2 separate regions of the Homo sapiens genome follow, and region 1 is linked to region 2. Evidence: chromatin contacts called from ENCODE Hi-C or POLR2A ChIA-PET data. All regions are on one chromosome and are shown on one strand. The core of a region is the stretch at or near the end of the contact, and the rest is flanking DNA. Distances in the headings are between cores, read along the strand shown. Region 1 overlaps FOXN3 (forkhead box N3). Region 2 overlaps FOXN3 (forkhead box N3).

Region 1 (3,346 bases), core at 201-2,700, 200 kb before region 2:
CAGGCATGAGCCACTGTGCCCAGCCCCATTTAGCCACCTTATTTCATGTTGCTTCTCTGTAGTGTGCCGCTGCTAGACGCAGGTGGGTGCCTGCCCTGCCCTGCAGAATTCACCTTGCATGGTGCACATGGTTCATGCTGGCTTTACCTGCTCCTCCTCCCTCTTCTTTCTGTATACCCCAGACCAACTCTGTCCTAAGGGCTCCGTTTAAAGCCCATTTCCTTAATGGAATCTACTCCTGATCTTATTAATCTCTCTCTCTCTCTGGCCCTTGGCAGTTATAGTCTGTCTATGTAGTTTATAATAAACTTTATAATAAAGTCTGTCATCTAATGAAATAAGGAGCAGAGCAGATGAGTTTCAGGAGGGTGGAAGTTGGAGTCAGAGAGACCTAGGGCTGAATCTTTGTTTTACGACTTGCTAGCTGTGTGTCCTTCAGCAAGGTAATTACTGTTAATGAGCTTTACGTTCTCATCTCTGATATGAGAGGATAATGCCTTTCTCACATGGCTGTTTAAAGATTAAATAATGATAATACAACTCCTGGAATATAGTACACACTCAGTAAATATTATACTGACGGTCATTTCCTTCATGTTGGTGCTATAGATTGAATTGTGTCTCCCCCCTAATTGGTTGGTTTGTTTATTGATTGATTGATTGATTGATTGAGACAGAATTTTGCTCTGTCTCCCAAGCTAAAGTGCAGTGGCACGATCTCGGCTTACTGCAACCTTCGCCTTCTGGGTTCAAGTGATTCTTGTGCCTCAGCCTCCCGAGTAGCTGAGACTACAGGTACACCACCACATCTGGCTAATTTTTTGTATTTTTAGTAGAGATGGGGTTTCACCATGTTGGCCAGGCTGGTCTTGAACTCCTGACCTCAAGTGATCCACCTGCCTCGGCCTCCCAAAGTGCTGGGATTACAGGCGTGAGCCACCATGCCTGGCACCCCCCAATTTATATGTTGAAGCGCAAACCCTCAATGTGGAGCTAATTAAGGTTGAGACCATACGGATGGGGTCCTAATCTGATTGGATTGGTGGCCTTATAAGAGGAGGAAGAGAGATCACTCTATTCATGCACGCACACCAAGGGCAGTCCCCATGAGCACACAGTGAGAAGGCAGCCGTCTTCTCACGAAGAGAGTCCTTACCAGGAACTGAAGCTGCTGGCACTTTGACCTTGGACTTCCCAGACTCCAGAACTGTGAAAAAGTAACTTCTGTTGTATGAGCCACGCAGTCTGTGGTATTTTGTTCTGGTAGTCTGAGCTGACTAATAGAGTGTGCTTTGGCTCTAATTAGATGATGATTTGTTGAGCTGGCATTGATTGAGCCCTTGTTAGGTGTTGGGCACTATCTTACTTAACCTGACCTGTCTAATCTCTCAATTCTCAAAACCACTTTAGAAGTTGGTTAAGTTACTTGCTAAGTTCCCCTAGCCTAGTAGTGCCAGGATTAGAACTATGACTTCACGTTGCAGCCCTGTGAAATGGCACCTCCTGCAGTTGTGCAGGGCAGGCCTCTGCGGCTGTCCGTGGACGACCTTGACAGATGGGAGACCACATGTGTGTCCCTGACTCCAGTGCTCCTGCTTTCACTAGAGAGCAGATGACACACTCCTCGATGTCAGGGGAGTTGCCTTATATTTCATTTCTGGTGGCACTTAGCAAGTGCTCTGTGCACAGGAAGCAATTAAAAAATAATTTTTGGTTGGTTAATTTTCCCCAAACACTTAGCTCCTCCTACATCTGGAGAAAGAGTGAAATTTTCACCCACCCTCCCGAGCTCCCCCGTGTGCATCCTCTGAGCTGTTTGCTGTCAGCGAAGGCATTTGCGTGTCAAACCTACCCATAAACTTGCTGAGTTGACAAAAGCAAAGAGAGATCAAGTTTTCAGTTGTTGGAGAGTAGAACCGTTGTGAGTCTGAATCTGCAATTCTTTTATTCTCTCAGTGAGTAGAAGTGAGTCTTTGTGAGGATGGCCTTCAGCCAGTATCTTGACACCTCAGTTACGTAAGTAGTTCTCATCTTGTTCTCCTCTTTTGCTTTTTTCTCCCTCTCATGTACACTCACAGTAAGAGGCCTGAGAGAACGTTAGCCAACTCCTTGTTTTTTGAGACAGAGTTTCACTTTTGTTGCCCAGGCTGGAATGCAATGGCATGATCTTGGCTCACCACAGCCTCCGCGTCCTGGGTTCAAGCAATTCTCCTGCCTCAGCCTCCCAGGTAGCTGGGATTACAGGCATGTGCCACCATGCCTGGCTAATTTTGTATTTTTAGTAGAGACAGGGTTTCTCCATGTTGGTCAGGCTGGCCTTGAACTCCCGACCTCAGGTGATCCATCTGCCTCTGCCTCCCAAACTGCTGGGATTACAGGCGTGAACCATGGCACCCAGCCCTCCTTTTTTTTTTTTTTTTTTTTTTAAATGTTTGCCTCAGCTTTTGTTATTCAGAGAGAAATTGGTCTCATCTGCCTCAGGACACGGATGGCTTTACCTATAATTAATTAAGCCTTTTCCTCTCTGAAGTTGATGGGTTTGGACTTTTGAAAAAGATGGGCCATGTGGCATCTTAACTTAGGCTCAAGGTGATAGGGTTATAGATTTTAGACCTCCCGGACCCTCTCTATAGATATTGGCCAATATTCTTTATTAGCATGTTTATGTAGGTATTAGCCAGTATTCTTTATTGGCACATTTATAATTTATACCCCACTTCCTTTTCATAGGGCTTGCCATAAGACATATAGGTCACAATCAGGTCGCTAAGGTAAAAATTGAAAATAGACAAATGCAGTAGAGAGAGGGGAAAGCAAATATTCCAAATTCTTGACCTAATATATTTGTTGTGATTGAGTGCCTGACAGCCAAGGCAAAAATGGAAACTCGGCAGATTCCATAATTCTCCTTCCCTGGTAAGATGCCGACTTAGGGGAGAGACATAATCTCCAGGTGCAAGTTTATAAAAAGATTTCATTGTAAGGCTGTTTCTCCATGGGATATAAAACCATGTAATTTACAACACGTACAGCAACCTTAGCTCCAGTTCAGAGAGCCATCAAGGCTGTTGTTCCTGCCATTAGTCATGACCTTATCCTTCTCTGCCCCTAGCTAAGGCCTGTTCATCCTGTAGACTTTGACAGCCATCATCGCCTCCAAGAAGTCTGCCATGATTCTCCCTGCTCAGGCTGGGTCATGTCCCTCTTCTCAGTGGAACCATAAGACAGGGCTTATTTTTATCTCTGCATCTCTGTATTGCTTTATATATATATTTTTACAACTAGATGAGGTATTCCTAGGACTCATTCCTGGTATTGTGGTAGGTGTGGGGCTGATGTTTGTTGA
Region 2 (3,353 bases), core at 627-3,126:
AAAGTACAGACCAGATTGTAATCAAGTTCCAGGCTGAAAAGATTTCTAAAATTAAGTTGCATAACTCAACCCAGTGGAAACATACTGATTTCATCAGAGCCATGTAAGATTCGAGCACCTTCCTTTGCACCCAGCCACTACACAGTGATCATTAGTTTCACAAAAATACTTCCAGCTGGTTGCTGAAGTTCAGAGGGAAAATGGGACCATGACCTTCTGCTAGAAGAGGCTATATGGGGCCAGCTTAAACGTAATGGACCGGAGCAGTACCCATTTTTAGAAATTTCTGTCTCTTCTGGGACCTCATCACCAAGCTGCCATTTTGGAGAAGAGTCTGGTGAAGCAGGCCTGCTGGAGCCTGGAATATCTTTGAAATGAAACCAAGCCAGGCAAGGGGACTGATTGATCCTTCACAGATCCTCAGCAGCTTCCATAAACGTCCATGATTACTGGATTCTTGAGCATAGGTAGGAAAGGAAAAAGGCTTCTCCTGATGAGTTGACAAGTGAGTTGTTTTCAGTGTTCGCCTCCCCTCTCCAACTCTGTAATACTCAGACTGTAAATACTTCTTTTTCCAGGGTAGCCACGGTCCTATTTACATTGAAATGCTGAATTTGAGTTTTACAAGCTCAGTGTTCATGTTTTGAAGCTGTAGGCTCATTTTTAGAAGGCTTTTTTTTAGAAGGCTATTACCGCTGTGTGAGAAATCCAGCCACAGCCTTCATGAAAGCCCCAGGCCAAGAACGGGGCTCCAAGACAGTGGAAGGAAAGAACCCGGGGTGCCTACAAAGGTCACAGAAGGAGACGCTCATGGACAGGAATAACAGAGAAGTAAATGTGAAGACTGGGCAGAAAGTAGGGAGTCTACCTTTGCATTCACCGTCCCATCTGACCGCCAGCCCTGGTTCAATGCCCTGGAGGTCAAGGGCAAGTACAGTCAAGGAGCAGGTTGTAAGGACCCCAAGGATTGGAGCAGTTCCTTAGCAAGGGAGTGAAGATGCATGGAGCGTCTTCTCTGTGCACTTGGGAAGCCAGCTGGCCCATCCTCCCCATAAACCCAACCAGAGGAATGTATCTGCAGCTTGTGGTTAGCTCTTTCTGGCTTCACTCTTTCTCCGTGCCCCCTACCCCCGCCACCTTTCTTTTCATTTTATATTGCATAACGTTATTTGCCTTGGGATTTGAGGCAGTCCTTTGCCTTCTTAAGGGAGAAGCATTACAGGCAGAATGATTAGGCAGTCATCCCCTGCCCTGCCGGCATCGCCCAAGGCCTGGAAAAAGTGAGAGGCTATTCCTGTGCAAAAATGGTTAAAGGCAACAGCCAGCCAGCCACAGTGATGGTGTGTGGGCAGCCTATGTAGGGGTGTTTGTGTGCCTGTGTCCCAGTGTGGATATATCCCAGGTCTTCTCTAGGTTGAGGGGTCCTGCCACTGCCCATGAGTGGAGAGTGTGGCTTCGGAGAGCAACACATTTCCTGTCTGCGCAGAGCCTGCCTGTATTCCCCCGTGGGCTGGTGCTATGGCTGGGCTCTGTTGATAGAGCTTCCTCGTGCGGTGCTATTTATAGCCCCTTGTTTTCACCTCTTGGGCTGCTAGATGCCCCTGCTTGCATGGGGGCCACCAACCTAGTCTCTGCTGCTGTTCTGCTCCCAGCAGATAGAGGCTGGCCTGGATAGCTGGAAGGCTTTTCCTTTGTCCTCACCCTTCATAGCCACTCCAGGTCACCAGATGGCAGCCACTTAGATCTTTTCTCTTCCTCCTACCCTTGCTCAGCATCTGTAAAGGTAGCTCAAGGCCGGCAGACTGGCCACAGTCCAGGGTCTGAAGCTGACTAGGTTGCACAAAGGAAATGGCTCAGACTCTGGTGAGAGCCCCAGGCAGAGCAAGCCTCTTTATCATTGGAGGGTCCGTGTTGCCCCAAGGGAGCCCAGCACACCATGTCTTGCTTGGGCTGGAGTCCCTAGGGGTCCCTCCACCTCTCATTTCAGTCTAATGCTTCACTTGCAGTGCAGCGGCAGTGTGCACCTAATAAAAACCTCAGGCTACAACATTTTGTCCTCCTGGCAGCATCCGCTGTGCATGTGACATTAGCCCTTTTAGACTTTGCCCGTTTGCAGCATAGGAAACATTCTGCAAGGAGAGCCACCATGTCTCACGCGCTCTATAGGATGCTGCCTTCAGAACAGTCAGCATGGGACATGGCTGGCTCATTACCCCCTGGACTTTGGATTATGCTCCAGTCAAATCCATCTGCCTACCCCACCCTCTCCACCCTCAAAATGGCTATGTAGATTCATTCCAGCTTCTAGTATCTCCTTCAGTACCTGCTTTGCAGTTCCCGTTTGACAAGCCCCGTGAGTCAGCTTTAACCCCAATGGAGGACTTGTTAGTCAGGAGAAGCCAGATCTCCATTACTCATCTTCAAAGGCTTATATAATCCCTGGTTGGAAGGTTCCCAGAGACAAACTAGATAATAAACAAAACAACAAAATGGAACGAGGGAAGGGGAGGGATTGGGGGAAGGCGTTCCTCCCCCTGCCTGGAACTGGGATGTATGTCAGACACACCAGGCACAGCAGAGGGAAGACAACTAGGAAATAGGCTGTGTCTCCCCGTGCCAGCCCCCTCCCCAGTGTGCTTCCAAGTAAGCAGGTGGAAAGGCTGACTTTAGGAAAGGGAAGGATTAGCGGAATCACCTGCTGCTCAGCTTATGGCCTCTGAGAGAGTTAGCCAGGGCTGCCCTCCAAAGGCAGCGGCAAGAGCTCAGAGGTTAATTTTAGAAGTTGTGAAAAACCAAGGAAGCTAAGCCTCAGGAGGGGAGCTGGGGAAGTGCTGAGGGACAATGTAGCGTGGAGGAGTTTGTCTTGGACCTTAGACTTTTTTCTTTTTAAGATTCTCAGGATTGCGTTATCCCATTTAGAACATAGCATCTACAATGAGCAGTGCTGCTCTGTTTGGCTCTCTTCTTATGTGTGAAGGTTGCCCTCTTGCTAGTTAAAACCAGAAAGCTTAAGAGTCCCTCTCTAACTGCAGAGAACGTGGCTGATGGCAAGTGTGGGGAAGTGTGGCGCCAATGTCCCTCATCCTGAGAGCCTCAGGGGTGGGTATTCTCTCATCTAAAAGATAAATACGTAACTGGCCTAACCTGCAAGGATGATGCTAGAGGCCTGGGCCTTGTCTGGAGAGAGCCACAAATCCGAGGAAGAAGTTGACTTTCAACGTCCAGCCCTTTTGATGTCTTACATAGCTGGAGGCCAGTGCACTTCAGTACATCAGGTGCGTCAGATTGGCTGTAAAGGTTTTGGTCTTTCGGTGTCTTAATATGCTCTGAGGGAAACAGAGTAAAAGGAAGGG

The links. Hi-C counts contacts between places; a loop is a spot of excess contacts on that map. ChIA-PET counts read pairs that join two places held with the same protein, here RNA polymerase II (POLR2A). Pooled maps may share reads with other maps.
Region 1: a pooled map shows a loop between it and region 2 (1.8-fold over the local background). The contact joins two enhancer-like sites. A Hi-C loop is called at or near these places in 2 of 168 maps with a recorded cell type or tissue (B cell and right cardiac atrium) and 7 of 50 pooled maps. POLR2A ChIA-PET finds 5 or more read pairs at or near these places in 3 of 52 experiments (H1, WTC11 and activated B cell).

What each region holds. Positions count from the first base shown.
Region 1 is chr14:89,384,580-89,387,925 of GRCh38, reverse strand. All of the region lies in intron 2 of FOXN3 (forkhead box N3), which reads left to right. Among named protein-coding and RNA genes, the nearest start is that of FOXN3, 31 kb to the left of the region's middle. RefSeq lists enhancers at 1,274-1,373, 1,754-1,803, 1,854-1,923. Within about 2 kb of position 1,450, at least 12 of the 41 ENCODE cell types and tissues checked have a DNase peak (open chromatin) inside an H3K27ac peak, as active enhancers do; they include B cell, where a contact is called at or near this core.
Region 2 is chr14:89,185,459-89,188,811 of GRCh38, reverse strand. The region is part of intron 4 of FOXN3 (forkhead box N3); the gene reads left to right. Among named protein-coding and RNA genes, the nearest start is that of FOXN3-AS3, 160 kb to the left of the region's middle. RefSeq lists a silencer at 274-458. Within about 2 kb of position 1,876, at least 8 of the 41 ENCODE cell types and tissues checked have a DNase peak (open chromatin) inside an H3K27ac peak, as active enhancers do; they include B cell, where a contact is called at or near this core.